Linked DNA regions of Mus musculus: region 1 is linked to region 2. Evidence: chromatin loops called from intact Hi-C (ENCODE). Cell type or tissue: left cerebral cortex. All regions are shown on one strand.

Evidence for each region. Hi-C counts contacts between places; a loop is a spot of excess contacts. Peaks named below come from ENCODE experiments on the same cell type or tissue, not always from the same donor. Only the 100,000 strongest peaks of a DNase experiment are listed, where the experiment ranks them.
Region 1: it touches region 2 in a loop (8-fold over the local background); 6 of 42 quality-filtered maps call a loop at or near these places.

Annotation. Positions count from the first base shown.
Region 1 is chr9:42,051,040-42,059,039 of GRCm38, reverse strand. Sorl1 (sortilin-related receptor, LDLR class A repeats-containing) reads left to right here. Exons shown (of 48, transcript NM_011436.4): 12 at 1,681-1,769. Among named protein-coding and RNA genes, the nearest start is that of Gm16214, 32 kb to the right of the region's middle. In left cerebral cortex, a CTCF peak has its summit at 3,870; DNase peaks (open chromatin) are centred at 3,839, 4,100, 5,231, 6,036 and 1 more place; H3K27ac peaks cover 2,226 bases.
Region 2 is chr9:42,237,830-42,245,829 of GRCm38, reverse strand. Gm40515 (a long non-coding RNA gene) reads left to right here and starts at 4,202. Exons shown (of 2, transcript XR_870673.1): 1 at 4,202-4,409. In left cerebral cortex, CTCF peaks have their summits at 4,707 and 4,910; DNase peaks (open chromatin) are centred at 4,952 and 7,090; H3K27ac peaks cover 296 bases.

The DNA of each region.
Region 1 (8,000 bases), 190 kb after region 2:
GAAGCAGGAGCTGATGCAGAGGCCATGGAGGGATGTTCTTTACTGGCTTGCTTCCCCTAGCTTGCTCAGCCTGCTCTCTTATAGAACCCAAGATTGCCAGCCCAGAGATGGTCCCACCCACAAGGGGCCTTTCCCCCTTGATCACTAATTGAGAAAATACCCCACAGCTGGATCTCATGGAGGCACTTCCCCAACTGAAACTCCTTTCTCTGTGATAACCCCAGCCTGTGTCAAGTTGACACATAAAACCAGCCAGTACAAGGCTTTAATGTAATACTTTTTAAAATTTATTTCCTCTGTGTCCATTCTTCTCTATCTCTTTTTGCATCTCCTTTTGCGTTATTTAGATTTTTGTTTTTTGACAGTACTGAGCGTTGAACCCAATGCCTTGTACATTCTTGTTGGGTGCTCTACCCTTAAGCTCCCTCCTTAGCCACCAGATATATTAGACTCTGTCTTTGTGTATTTCTCTCCTCTTTTCTTTTCTTTCATTGGGTTCTCTGAGGATTAGAGCATGCATATCTAGTCTTTCATAGTCTTCACTTGTATATAAAATACAGAACATTTGTATCATATGGGTCTGTGTTCTCTCCCTGACCTTTCTGCTCTTGTTGTATCTTGTCTACATACTTAGAAAACACTCATTTATTTTTGCTTAAATTCTAATACTGATTTTAAATAATAGTAAATAAACAGTTTTGAATCCCCCCCACCCCAGGTTTGCCATTTCTCCTGTTTGTCTCTGGTTCCTGATGATCCCTGGGTAGATGACCTTAAGCATTTCCTGCAGAGCCACTGCCTGTGAGGGCCCTCTGGCCACTTGGCTCCCTTGGCTTTCCTTTGTTTGAGAACCCTCCATTTCTCCTTGATTCCCAGGCATTGTGCTTCTTCTGTTGCTGAAATCTCGGTGTGTGGTCATCTGGGTTAAAAGGACTTTGGATAAGTTTTTTTGGGGCTCTGTTTCCCCAGGTTCACGTGAACAACCTGTGGTGGCTACTTCAGTTATGTCATCTGCACACGTAGTGGCCCATTTTTATAGAAGCAAATTTGTTCACGTGTGTGTATTACATCAATTCTCTTTAGGTTCTATCAAGATCCCTCATTCAAATGCAGCTTGGGGCTTAGGTAGAGAGGTACATTCCATTTAAGGGATTTAAGGGATACATGCTCTGGGATTCCTCCCATACTTCCCCAGCCTGCAAGGGCTCATTTGCCAGTTCCTTTTGTAGAAAGAGTTTCTGTGGAAGTTTGAGCTCCCTGGCTGGAGCTGAGGCGCTCCATCAAGGCCTTCCCTTGAGGCACCTCTGTATCAGAAAACTGTGTGGGTCGCTTCTCGAGGCACCAAGTCCCCTCGTACAGCCCTCAGAGAGCTGACTTTGTTGTAGTAGAACAGCAGCTCTGGTTGCTTGGTTTTTTATTTTGCGGCATGCGGATGAAGCCTAAGACTTCAGGCATGTTAGGCAAGTGAAGAGTGCTCTCCGGCTGAGGTAGCCTATACTCTGGAGTGTGAGAACTTAGCTTTCTCCAACTCCAGGATTGTGAAAGAGAGGATGGACAAGAACCTGTTCTGAGAACTGGAAGCTGTCCTTGGGGTGGTGTGTGTTGGGGGAGGGGGAGGGCACCATTCCTACGTTTATCTCTACAGCAGCTCATCACCTCTGGCTTGTTTTCCTTAATCAGGCTCTTCCCGGACCTCATTACTATACTTGGGGTGACCATGGAGGCATCATCATGGCGATTGCCCAGGGCATGGAGACCAACGAGCTGAAGTAAGTGCTTCTGGTTACCTCCCCTCTTCCTCCTCCTTCTCTTCTTCTTAAAAGAGATCTTTTCTACCCTTCTCTCTCTACTTCTTCCTTTAAAAAAACAAAAACAAAAACAAAAACCCAAGGTCTCTCACTGTGTAGCCCATGCTGTCTTGAAACTTAACAGTGTAGCTCCAATTGGTGTAGAATTTGCCAATCCCGCCGGGCAGTGTTGGCGCGTGCCTTTAATCCCAGCACTTGGGAGGCAGAGGCAGGCAGATTTCTGAGTTCGAGGCCAGCCTGGTCTATGGAGTGAGTTCCAGGACAGCCAGGGCTACACAGAGAAACCCTGTCTCGAAAAACAAAGAAAAAACAACAAAAGAATTTGCCAATCCCCCTGCCTCAGCCTCCCAAGTACTAAGATTACAGGCATCAGTTGCTGTGCCTGGCTTATTTCTCTTCTTTGGACATCAACCTGTCCTCTCACACTGGTGTCGTCTGTGGTGACCTTTGGATGCTTCTGGAGCGCTACGTTCAGGTCAGAGAGCTGAGACCTCTGGAAATCACTTAAGCTTGTTATGTCTGTGACATAACTATTTCCTTCTGTTTTAGAGGGCATTGGGAGAAACAAACAAGTGAACTAATATTTATTTCTTTGAATAAAAACTATCATCTTTCTTTTAATTACTCGTTCAAGGTTAACATATAAAGAAACTCATTATGGTAATTTTATTTACTTTTTAGCATATATGACATTATTATTATTATTATTACTCAGCTATCCACGTCCTACTGCCCTGCCTGCTGTCCCCTTCTCCATCCTTCCTGCTTCTCTTCCTTCCCCAAGACAATTCCTCCTGCTTCCTTATCACATGTAACTAGAGAGTTTTGAACATGTCTTTGCTTTTAAAAGTGTTGTTTCCAAAGGTTTGTGCATAAGACAACTAATAGTTAAAATGACAAAAATTAACGACAGGCAAATAGTGGTTGTAGAATGCACACCACTTGCCAGGTGACTTCTGCTGTGCTAAATTTAGTCTTAGGGGTTGTCCTAGATGGAACTGGAAGAGATGCTAGGGTTAAATGCTTCATCTTACAAACGGAGAAGCTGAGGCTCAGGAAGAAGTAACCATCAGCTTGTAGAGTCATTTTTGAGAGTTAGTCTTGGATTATGTCTAAGAAAAAACAAACAAACAAACAAACAAAACCAAAGTGTTGGGAGTTTGTAGATTTTCTCCCCTCGAGGTTTGATTTTATCCAGCATAATTTCTTGGCTTCCCTTCACGAAGCTATCGAACCAGAGTTACCGATGGAAAAGACAGACTGACCCTCATCTCTGTTCGTGTTAGGCTTGAACCCTTTAGCTGGGTGATCGCGGGAGGCAGAGAGGGCTTCTGTAATCACACTGTGTGGTGGGAAGAAGCAGGCTTCCCCTACTTTTGCTCCCATTAGAACTGGCCGGGGGCAAGACGTGGGTGCTTTGAAAAGGGGATTTTAACAGCTGGTTTCCCACTTTGCTTAACTGGGCATGTACTGAGCCTTGAAGAGGTAGAGAGGCAAAGGTCTGGTCTTGGCTTTCCACTTGGCTGCTCTTGGCCTTGGGTGGCATGGGGCAGCTGCTTCCCCAGAGCCTAGAGGCAGGGGAGGTTGTGTCTGTAGATGACACCCGCATCCCTGTTCAGATTAGCTTTTGCTCAGAGGATAATATTCACAGAGCCTGCTTCCCCCGGATCTGCTGGTGTTTGCTTGTCTAGTCATTTAACTTACACCACACACACTGAGCAAGTGGTACTTATGCCAGGTACTGTGGGTCTAAAGATGAATAGGATGCTCTGGTCGCCTCCTACCCCCACGAGAGCTTCACCCTCTGGCTGTAAGGTAGGTGAGGAGGTAATTGTGGTGGTTAGTAAACTGCTATGTGAGGAAAGCATATAGGATCCGGGGCTTGGTGTCCTGGGCATAGATTTCATTCTTTGGATAGTTTTAGTTTTCAGATTTGGGAGTCGGTTCTCAATTTTCCTTGTTTAACGTCTCCACAGATTACATTAGCATTCCAAGCTGGCTCCTCTGAAGGAGCGCGTGTGATTTTAGTCCTCTTACACCATCTGTCGGTGCATATGTGCCCAGGGAACTCAGCATCATTCTTCGCTAGCTGTAGCAAAACACGGCCAGGAAAATAAACCTGCTGACGGAAAACCATAATGCCTTCCCTGGGCATTTCATAATGGCTTTGGGGGGTCTGCGGTGGACCTCGTGGGCATGGTGGTGCTCTTCTATGGGCACGGGCTATTTGGAAGTGTCTGCAACACATAGTTCAAGTAAATACAGACTGGCCTCCTTTTGACAGGTACATGTGTCCTAGGAACCAGCTCAGACTTGGCAGGGTTCCATACAGCCACCTGGCGTTTACCAAGTGTGTTGTTCTCAGAGGTGTTTGCTCCTCCTTCCGCTGTTCTAAAAGGCAGAGGAGGAGAGTGGAGGTAGTCCACAGTCTCCAAAGACAAACAGCCATTCCCTGTGCCTTGTAGACTCCAGTGAGGCCATGTGCTAGGCTTTTTGATGGTTGTGAGAAATACACCAAAGAAACAGGGCAAAGCTGGGAGAGTCCGTTTTGAGTTCACAGTGTCGCAGGATTCAGTCCCGCTTGGCTGCTCCATGGCCTTCGGGAAGCTGGGCGGCATTAGCTTGTCAGGGAGCACGTGGCTGAGCAGAGCTACTCAGCAGGGTAGGCCTGCTGACTAGGTGTAGCCTTTCAGGGCGTGCCCTCTACAACCTCTTTCCTGTAACTAAGCCCTACCCACTACTCTCCAACACCTCCCCATAATGTCACCATGGTATGAGCCTATCAGGGGATTAAAGTCAGAGCCCTCATGATATGGCCACCTCTCAGAGACGGGCTCCACCATGAGAGCACAAAGCCTTTCCAGCCATGTTGACAAAACTGGCTTCAGGCTCTGGGCCTCTGACCTCCCTGACCATAGCAACCTCTCTGTCCTTTGAGCCTCAGAATTTTGGGGGGTATCCTATTCATTTAGATTGATTGTGTTCAGACTTCATGTTTTAACTCCATTTCATTCTATGCCTGGATTCTTCAACTCATTAGCAAGGCTTTTGTAGACCCGCATTCCTGTTCTATACAAGTTAGCAGGCACTTAGCAAATATTTGATCTATCAATAAATAGGTCACGCATACTTGGGCATCTGAGATTGCTTTTTTCTTTCTTTCATTTTTTTTTAAACATCCATTTAAAAAGGGGGAAGGGATCTGGGTAGGGTGCTATTTACACAGCTCCAAGGGAGACCGCTGCTGTTGTGTTCTGTGTAAATGACAACCCCTGAGCAGTGGGGGCTTCCTGAATGTGTGCAGCCAGGCAGCCAGAGAGAAGATCTGATCCACCCTCCGTATCTTCCATACGAGGACGTAATATAATTTGTGGGAGTTAGCGCCCACACTGGAACATGAGCAGATTTCTGCTAGGAATCATTTCAGGTCAATTGCACAAACATTTGTTGAACAACTACAGTGAACCAGATGTTGTGCTAGACACCAGTGATGGAGAGGCGAGTGGGGCCTGGTTCAGGATCTGCCTGTGCCCATGGGAACGCTAGGGCGTCGGAGCCAGTTGGAGAGAGAGTGGGAGAAGGAAGGACAGGAGGTTCTGCGTATCTGAAGATGAATAGAATGTGGTCCCTCACCTTTAAGCATTTTGCTTTTTATTTGTAATGTAGGCAAAGAGAGCCAAATAGAGCAGAGTCTTTTGTTTTAATCAGAGGCCTGAGGTTGGGGTATTTGTTTCCCCCACTCCTTGGCGGTTTATTTACTATTTCATGGCATTCATTCTCTGATTAGTACAGCAGCTAAGATCCCTCTGTTTGCCTTCTCCATTGAGACTTTATCATCGGTGTTAAGTAAAACAGAGCAGGAAGGGTAAAGCTTTGCTTTGCTTTGGTTTGCCTTTGCGTCCACTTGTCTGAAGTGTGCAAACAAGAGCCCAAGGGGCTAGGGATTTGCTTTTGCATCCATTCAGCATGCTTGACCAGGAACCTGCCTGGAGGATACCAAGGGGTGGTGTTCATTCTTACGGGTACACAGCGTGCTGCAGAGAAGGGGCCTGACCAGCAAGGAAGGATCCAAGCCGGTTTGTGAGCTGGATCCCGAGGGCCGAGATCAATTTCCGTCTCTTCTTGGCAGTTCGCCTGTCAGTGTGATGAAATGTTGATAGTTACTAACACTTTGGACTTGCCCCAAAGCATCATTTCTGTGAGGAGATCTCCAATTTCACAGGGCTTCCCTCTGGGAATCCCTCAAACTCCTTCAGAGGCCACACACCGCAGCATAGCTGTAGTTATCTTTTCTAGGCGCAGCCTCGTGGTTCCAGAGTATAGGAAACTGCAGTGGATCCTTCCATAGCTTCTACACTCGTGGCTACAGCATCACAGTGAGGCAGCTGCAGAGAGCCATCCCCAACCCAGTCTCACCCTGGGTGGCTTCCTCTGCTCCTGGAGGCAGAAGCAACAGATGTCCTTATCACCTTTTAACTGTTACAGAGACAGTGCAGGGTTTTTTCTTTTTCTTTCCTCCTCCTCCTCCTCCTCCTCCTTCTTTTTTTAAGAGAAACTCAGTGTGGGTTGTTTAATTTCCTGCAGCAAATGTTGATTATTCTGCTTTCAGGTGGTAGAAGAGGTGTGAGGTGCTGGGACAGGGAAATGGGTGGAGATTTTATTATGGATGAGCTGCAGTGTAGAAGACACTCATGGATCTGGTCTTGTAAATACAGCAGAGTAGGGTGTGAGGTCTAGTACAGGGCCTAGTCTGAGCTGGTCTAAGGCAGTGCCAACTGCAGGGTTGGGAAAGGCTTTTCAAAGGAGGTGAAACATGAGGTGAAATTAAAAAGTTGATGTACAGTGCCAGGGTTAGAAAGAGCTCATGGGGCTAGAGAGATGACTCTGTACAGTGCCAGGGTTAGGAAGAGCTCATGGGGCTAGAGAGATGACTCAGTACTTCAGAGAGCTTTTTGTGCTTCCGGAAGACCTGAGTTTAGTTAACAGCATTGCCACCAGGCGCTCACCACTGCCTGTAACCGCAGCTCCAGGGTATCCGATGCCTTCTTCTAGCTTTGGCTGGAGATATGGGGTTGGGGGGGTTGGAGGATAGAGGGGTGGGTGGAGGAGTGGTACCCTTGCATGCTTGGCATACACTCTCACATACACCTACAAAAAGAGACAGAGCTTGAGCTAAGGTGGCAGTGTGACTCTGTGGTCCCTGAGGCCTTCACACATGAATAAAATATGAATGGAATTGAGAGAAGCAGTGGTGAGAAATGAGGCTTGAGGTGGCATTAGACAAGCACCATGGGCCTTTTCCTGACTCTCACTGGAGAGATTTGGTTGTTGTTGTTTTGTTGTTGTTTGTGTTTAAATAAAGTTATTTTTTGTTCTTTGACAATTTCATATATGTGTGTCATGAAGTTTGGCCATTCTTACCACCCTTACACTCACACTCCACCTCCCATTCACATTAAGCTCTTCTTCAACAGATAGTTCTCCTATTGATAGCTAGTTTGCTTGCTTGCTTGCTTGCTTGCTTGCTTGCTTGCTTGCTTTTTTTCTTTCTTTCTTTCTTTCTTTCTTTCTTTCTTTCTTTCTTTCTTTCTTTCTTTCTTTCTTTCTTTCTTTCTTTCTTTCTTTCTTTCTTTCTTTCTTTCTTCCTTCCTTCCTTCCTTCCTTCCTTCCTTCCTTCCTTCCTTTCTTTCCTTTTTTTTTTTTCCTGAGTTCAATTAAGGTTGATATATGACCACGGTTGTGGGACTATTTCTTGCAGCATGGGCAACTTACTAGTGGTGCTATCACTGAAGACAAAATCAACACTCCCTTCTTCAAGCTACCAATTAGCTGCCAATAGCTATTTTCAGAGGGGCGGGGTCCCTCTAGTCCCACCCTCACTTGTGATTGAGACATTGACTGGCCCAGTCTTATGAATGTAACCACAGCAGCTGGGAGTTCATAAGAGAAATGGCCGTGTATATCCAGAAGATAGCATTGCACAGCAGTCACCGCCACCTCTAGCTCCTACCCTCTGTCACTCACTTCTTTGCTATTGTTCCCTGGGCCTTAGAGCAGTGATGTAGATCTTGGGGAGTTGGACACTCTCAGCACTTGGCAACTTGTTAGTCATTGTATTGATTGTTGCAAAGAGAAGTTTTCTGGCCAAGGCTGAGAGCAGCTCTCACTTATGGATATAGACATCGATATTTA
Region 2 (8,000 bases):
CATGCTGAGTTCAGGAGTCAGAATGGGAGATGCTGGGAGGCTCAGTTCCTGTTAGAGAAACTATGATGGTCCATAGCTATCATCAACCCTATGGGCTCTAAAACCACCTAGGGCGCAAGCTGCTGAGCATGCCTGTGAGGGAGTGTCTAGATTACGTTGGCTGAGGTAGAAAGACTCACCTAAGTTGGCTATGCCATTCCATAGCCTGGGGTCTGGGGCAAATAGGTAGAAAATGATCCAAGCATAGCATTCATGGCTCTCTGCTTCCTGACTGTGGATATCATGTGACCAGCCAGCATCCCGTTCATGCATCCATATCTGACTACTACCAAGTCTCCCCAGCCATGATGGAATGAGCTCCTTGAACTGAAGGCAGAATAAAATATTCTTCTCTTCAGTTGCTACTTGGTTACAGCAGTGGTACAAGTCACGGAATACAATGACTGTGCCAGTGAAATGACTGTGACTAATAGCTGTGCTCCTGTTGTGAGCTTGGCCTGCAGTGCTGTGGCTGTGGGCAAAGCAATCCCTACTGAGTAAGCTCACTGAGTGGCTATGACAATCCTTTGATGATTCTATTCCAAGTTCTTTGCTATAGGAAGCTAAGGAGTCTCCCAGGCTCCTGGGTTAGTACCTATCTGGCTGAGACGTTCCCACTACTTATAGAAAGTCTAGCATTCACATACTTGAATAGTATGGTGGTTTGTATATGCTTGGCCAGAGAGTGGCACTATTAGGAGGTGTGGTCTTATTAGAGTAGATGTGGTCTTATTGGAGAAAGTGTGTCACTCTGGGGATGGGCTCTGAGACCCTCCTCCTAGCCACGTGGGAGCCAGTCTTCTCCTGTCTGCCTCTGGATCAAGATGTAGAACTTTTGACTCCTCTAACCCCACATCTGCCTGGATGCTGCCATGGACTGAACCTTGGAACCTGTAAGCCAGCCCCAATTAAATGTTGTCCTTTATAAGAGTTCATGGTCATGATGTCTTTCACAGCAATGGAAAACCAAAACAGAAGTTGGAACCAGGAGTGGAGTATTGCTGTGATGGGCCTAACCATGCTTTTGTTTGGAAGATTGTGGATTTGGGGACTTTGGAAAGCAATGGAATGCTTCACATGGGACTTTATGGGCAATCCTAGTAGGAATATGGAAGACATTGGTGCTGAGGGTGATTTGAACTGTGCAGACCTGGCCCAAGTGGAGAAGGATTGCAGTATATGGCCTAGAAACTCTGAGTATTTTGGTGAAGAATGTGACTGCTTGTCTGAAGTGTCTACCTGAAGTTACGGTAAAGAGATTTCAATGAATTGCATTGACAAAAGAAGCCTCAGAAAAGCCCAACATAGACTTTGTCCTCTGGGTTTACTCTCATAAAGAGCTTTCTGATGAAGCATAACCAGCATAGAAAAGAAAAACACGAACTGTACCGTTCAGAGAATGAAGAGGCACCCGGAAATGGAATGAAGCCGAGTCCTATGTTCAAAGAGATAAACAGATTAGGAGAGTGGTGACCTCAGGGCAAGATCACACCCTGCTAAGCTTATTGTTTATGCTTTTGCAGTTGAACAAGGAACTTGGTTATTGTTTTCATTTGGATTTTTTTGCTTTTTGTTTTTTGTTTTTTTGTTTTGTTTTGTTTTTTAAGACAGGGTTTCTCTGTGTAGCCCTGGCTGTCCTGGAGCTCACTTTGTAGATCAGGCTGGCCTCGAACTCAGAAATCTGCCTGCCTCTGCCCCCGAGTGCTGGGATTAAAGATGTGCTCCACCATGCCCAGCTTCATTTGGACTTTTAATCTGAAATGAACTACAATCCAGAAATGGAGAGCACAGCTGTGATCCAGATCTTGAGGAATAGTGGCCATGAAAATCTTAGGGCTTGGCATGGTGGTACACATTTTTGATCCCTATAGAGAAAGGCAAGCGAATCTTTGAGTTCAAGGTCAGCCTGGTAGAGAGCAAGTTCAAAGTAGATAAAAGCTTAGGTCCAATCGTGATGGTATACTCCTTTAATCCCAGAACTCAAGGCACGAATCCCAGAACAAAGGCATGCAGATCTCTGAGTTTAAAGTCAATCTACAGAGTAAGTTCCAGGACAGCCAAGCTTAGGCAGTGAGGAAGTTGGAAGAGAGCAAGCTGGTGATAATGTAATAGAACAAAGAGGCCATGTTCCAGCTCCAGTAAGCAACAGAACTCAGCAGTGTAGACAATGTGGCTCTGGCTTTAAAGTCAAGAATAGAAGGGACTACTGGGCCAAGTGATGCTTGTTAGCTGGAACTAAGAACTTAGCAATGATTAAGAAGAGAACAGAATCCCTAGAGTGAAATCTAGGAAGTGTTTTCTGAGAGCCCTAAAAAGCTGTGTTCCAGAGATAGCCAAGGTTGTACCTCGTGTTGCAGCTGGACTTGATAATGTATAAGAATCACCCAGGTGGTACTGGCTTTGACGGCATGAAGGTGTCATGGAGAGCAGCTGAGGCTTGGTACTGTGAGAGGCCATGGAAAGGTCATTGGAGAAGCAGCCTCAGTTGCAGTTGAAGGTCAAGGACTGAAGGGGTCATGCAAAGAAGCTGAGGCTTGGTACCATAAAGGGAACCTATGAGAGGCAACCTAGTTGCAGTGAAAAACCCCAGCCTATTGAAGATGCCAGTATCATGGGAGGACCACCAGGAACAGCAGCAGCATTGGAGTGGAGTCAGCCAGAGCCTAGAGTGCTTCAGAGGGCAGAGCTGGAGAAGTGACCCAAGCCCCTTTGAGACGCCCAGAAGATTGTGTGTGGATGGAACATATTGGAGCAAGAAGCTGTAAAGTTGAAGGGACTTTGGAGACTCCAAGATGCTAGAGATACTACAGCCATGAGATCTCTGCTGAGAAAAGATGCTAGTGAAAGCAGTCCAGTAAAAGAAGTTTGTTGTAGTCAGCGAAGTTGAAAGGAGTTGAATATCTGAAGAATGCTTTGACATCAGACATGGAGATGCAGGGGTTTGAGTTTGCCCAGCTAGATTTGGGTCTTGTTTGGTTTATATTTCCTCACGATGACGTTTTGGAATGGTAATGTATATCCTGTGATGTTTAAGATATGTGATCTGCTTTTTGATTTTGACGTTAGAGTTGATTACACTTAAGTGATTCAGTGACTCTCAGAAAGGACTGAGCTTTTAGCACTGCTTATAGATTATAGATTATAGGGACTTTTGAGGTTGAACTAAATGTTCTTTGCCTTGTGCTGTGTTTGAGTATGGCCTCCATAGACTCCTGTGTTTGAACAAGCCTATGGGCACCAGGGAGTGGAATGTGGTGATTTGTACATGCTTAGCCGAGGGAGTAGCACTTGACGATAATAGACTGAACCTCTGAACCTGTAAGCCAGCCCCAGTTAAATGTTGTCCTTATAAGAATTGCCTGGGTCATGGTGTCTGTTCACAGCAATGGAAACCCTAACTAAGACGAATAGTAATTAGAGGGCAGGTATGTGGGGGCAGGAAAGGGCCTATGGTGGGCCCAGGTGTGGAGCTTGGAGAGTGTGAACTGGAGTTTCAAGGGGGAAAAGCCACAGCAATGCTAGCGAGGTAACCCTATCGGATCACTGATCAATGAGACGTTCTGTAATGTGGAGAGCTGGAAGGTAACCAGTCCAAACCAAACTATCTTGGGTTATCTTTAGCATCTTTAATGTCATTCATTATTTATGTAGTATGGAAACAAACTACTGGCTTAGGATAGGAGTGCCATGAGATTACACAAGTAACCTATAACAGCTTCCCACATTTGGTAAGACCCACCTGTCTGATGCTCCCACCAATGTATTCTAAAAGTTCTTGATTTATAACTTTCTTTGTTCTGTTGCAATAGGAATTTGATAAAACTGTTACCACATCGGGGCACAGTATTTGTGGCAACATGAATCTGTGTTCTTGGACTGTAGTCACTTACATTTAGGTCCAAAATAAGTTCTTTCTTATTCTCTTTGAGGTGGGAGCTAGGAAAGACAACTTCATGTGGTTTGGAAGTGTTCCTTCTTCCTCTTGTCTTCTTTCCCAATCACTCAGTCTTGAAGCCATCAATTAGGACCATGGCAGAAAGACAACAGTGTTAGTAAGAGCCTGGTGTGGGAACCAGAGCCCCCAACATACTGATCAGAGCTTTGGGCTTCATGTTCCATCCCCAGATAAATAAGGATCTTTAAGATACACTTACCTGAAATTTAAAGGAAATGAGTAAGACAGAGTTAGGGATACTGCTTCCACCATGACATCAAAGGATGCCCTCTCTGAGGCTGTAATGTTGAACCTGATTCTTGGGAGGAACAGAGAGGCTCCGTGAGGTGAGGTGGAGACAATTAGAGTGTATCCAGGTCAGGGTTTTGGCATGTTTGAAAAAGATGCTGCCCTGCCATGAGCTCTTCTGGAGCTGGTAAGTTACAGAAATGGGAGGGAGACATTTATAAGGACAAAGATAAGATCAGAAGGTGCACGATAGGTTCAGGCTGCCTGGGATGTAGAACAGTGCATGTAAGACCTGTGTGTGAGGGGAGAAACAGTGCCAGCACAGCTTGATGCTGGCACTACACTGTGGGAGAGGCACAATGCCAGTATCAGTTCATAGTCAAAGCATGTGGTCTGAGCATGGTTCCTGTGTAATCATGGGTGGCTAACCTGCCGCTCCAAGTCTTTGTCTCTGCTTGTCAAAGGAAGAGCGAAATTTTCTATTGTCTATATGAATAAATAATTACAGAGAGTTATTATACAGCTTTGTTTAAAGGTTAGGTCAAGAACACAAGTTTATTCTTGGGGGATAGTCTCTGAAATGTGTTCTTTCCAGTGGGTTTTTCTCCCTCTCTTTTTTGGGGGTCGTATCGGGGGTAGGTTTGGTACTGTTCCTGGCTGAAGCAGAGCAGTTTCTAGGATGAGACTGTAGGTGGCGCAGTTAGACTTTTCTCAGGTTGCAGCCATAAAAGCAAGCGCGTCCACATTTCATGTCTAGACAGAGGACGTGAATGGAATCATAAAACCTTCAGACTGGAGGGTTCCGGAAAGGTCATCTACTCCCTCTCTTGTCTTTAGAAAACCCGACTCCTAAATCAGCTCTCTGCTGCGATCCTTTCAAAGGCTGTTAAAGCTCCCCTGTTCCATGCTTGGCTCATTGACAACAGGCAAACCCACAGAACAACAAATCCCCAAATAAAATCCAACATGCATGTGTGCGCACATTTCGTGGGGACAAGATTGCACCAGTGGGGCTGTAGGACACCAGAATGGCTTTCTCCATAGTCATGGTTGAGTGAAGGATGTCTTTGCTTGGCAAGGAAAATTCTGTTTATCTGAGATGGAGTCTTCCCGATGAGCTCTGGGCAGAGGCAGGGAACATGGACTCCACCGGGCAAGTAACATTCTAAACAGCAGGATTAAGAGCCAGGAGTGAGAGATTAAGAAAATGTCTTCAAGAGCTTCAGAGAGACCCAGGAGGTTTGCAGAAAAACTGGTCTCAATTCTAGAAGGTTAAATGTCTCCATATCTAATTTTGATTTTCCAATACAAATTAACTTACTTTGCTCTTTCTTTCCTTGTGGCTCTAGGGACAGAACCCAGGGACTCACATATGTTAGGCAAGTGCTAAATCTAAGAATTAATGATGCCATATTTAGAAATACAGTAAACATCTTTTTGGATGACGGGAAACTCTTTTCATGATCACCTATCAACCTTAATTCAGGCTTTAGAGTATGCATGTGGCTTCCCAGGAAACCTGAAGGAAAACAAAATATCTAGGAGTTGCCTGAATCAGATGGTAGATATGTGATTTGGTTTGTTTGCTCGTTTGGTTGGTTGGTTGGTTAATTGCTCATCCTGAGTCTTACTGCAGTGTCTCAGCACAGCTGTCTTTGTGAGTTGCAGCTTCTTCCTCCAGGATCTTATAAATTTGCCTAACAGCAGTGAAGGAACAGGTCAGTTTGGAAACAATAGTTAATTAGCAGATAGGAGAGCCCAGGTCCACCCCCACACAGGTCTCAAACACTTAAGCCAGGATAAGAGACTGTCAGTTAGATTCATTCTTTAGCTGAAATCATTTTGCCAACCTAAATATTTATCAAGTGCTGAGCTAGAAGATGGAATCAAGCAGTAAAGACTACATTAAAAGCATATTCAATATTTTAGTAAGTGATATACCGAAGTGCTGTTGGGTCATAGGTCAGCAGGATCTAACACAGCCCGTAGAATGCTCTCCCCAAGGCTCACACAGCTAATACTAAGGGAATGAAGGTGGCAGGCAAGAGGGGTCATCAGCAGAGAGGGAGCAAGACAGAGGGAAGGTCGGAGTTTGAAGTGAGTATAGAACCCTGAAGATACTGAGGGTGATTCAGCTTGGCTGAGTGGCCAAGTTTTGGAAGGCTGGAAAGGAAGGGAGGCTGGAGAACAAGGTGAGGCTGGATTCCAAAGGACTTGGTGGGCTCTGGAAAGAGGTAGTTTTATCGTAGAAAAGGATCATGGGAAGACACTGAAAAGGGTATCTGGGCAGGTGATCAGACTAGATGAAGATATGAGGCTGGGGATACAGATTTGAGAGTAGCAATATGTGGCCATAACCCAGGTAGTGAGCAGAGCTGGGGGACAGGGCCAGGGCCAGCATCTTCAGCAGTCCCTAAGGCCAGGGCCAGCATCTTCAGCAGTCCCTAAGGCCAGGGCCAGCATCTCCAGCAGTCCCTAAGGGCCAAGCAGAAGAAGACTCTATGGTGAATGATGCCAAGATGTAGTCAGAGATGTGAGGAGACAGCGGGATACAGAGCCGAGTGTTAGTAGGGATTAGGTTCAGACAGGATGTGGTGGGAGAACCTCAGAGGATGTTAGTGCCCTGATGGTGGGCTGGGGAGAACAGCTCAGAGACTCGGCCTGAGACATCTTGTCAGCTGAAGACTGAGAGCAATCTCTGAAGAAGGCGTTGGCTGTGGAAGAGAGGAGAAGTGGCTTTCTGATGCCAGGGGAGGCTGGGAGAGAAGTGTGGCCATGTGTGTCTACACCAGCAAGGGTCTGAGAGCCAGCCCATGGTAACTTTCATTTTCTGTGTGAGCATCACAGGTTCTGGGCGGAGCCTTCTCTGCATTAGTCGAGGGACAGCTTGAAACCCTTATTGAAGTGGGTTATTTTAAATAGTATATATGCTGTAGTGTGAGGACTAGAAAATTCCGAAAATGATACTCAGTTTTTGAAATTCAAATATAATTACATCGGTTACCCCCTTTCTTTTTCTTTTCTCCAACACACCCACTCCCCCCAAATGTTATACTTTTGAAACCAATCTTGGCAAACTGAATTCGTGGTTTCGGCAGGATGATATAATTGTATACCTCTCACTGTGAAAGATCCACTCCTGACAGATGATGGCGAGTGTGTTAAAGGTAAGAGTTCAAGTGAAACTGCACATCTTACTCTAATAAACATTTTATGATCAAACCTAATGGTGAGGTGAATTGAAACAAGACCTATTTTTTTTTCTAAAAAAAAAAATCTGAACACTTGAACATAACCACTAATTGCAGAGGAATGATATGAAAATCAGAAAGCCCAATAAACTTTATAGATCCGGATGATAATTAACACAATAACCTGAACTTAATTAGATACTTGTATTAAATGCTGGCAATAAGCGACATGGCTTTCCTCGGAACCCACTTTAAGTGTATACTAAACATCACAGCGTGGTTCAATAAGGACAGACACAAATAGAGCTAATGACGTTTAGAGAAATGGAGCAAGATAAATAAATCACGCAGAATTCATGTGGAGCCTATGGTGGGGGAGGGGAGGACACTGGCAAGCACGCCCTTTCTCCAGTCTCAGCCTCAGCGCAGGATCCAGTGAAACCTGCAGAACTAATGATGCAGGCAGCAGCATCCTCTCCTGTGGAATTGCTTCAGAGAGGAGGAGCCCTTGTCCCCTGAAGAAGGGCCCCTAACGCACCAGGAAGCCTCCTCCAAGGCAGGAGCTAGAGTTCTGCTCACAACAGCTC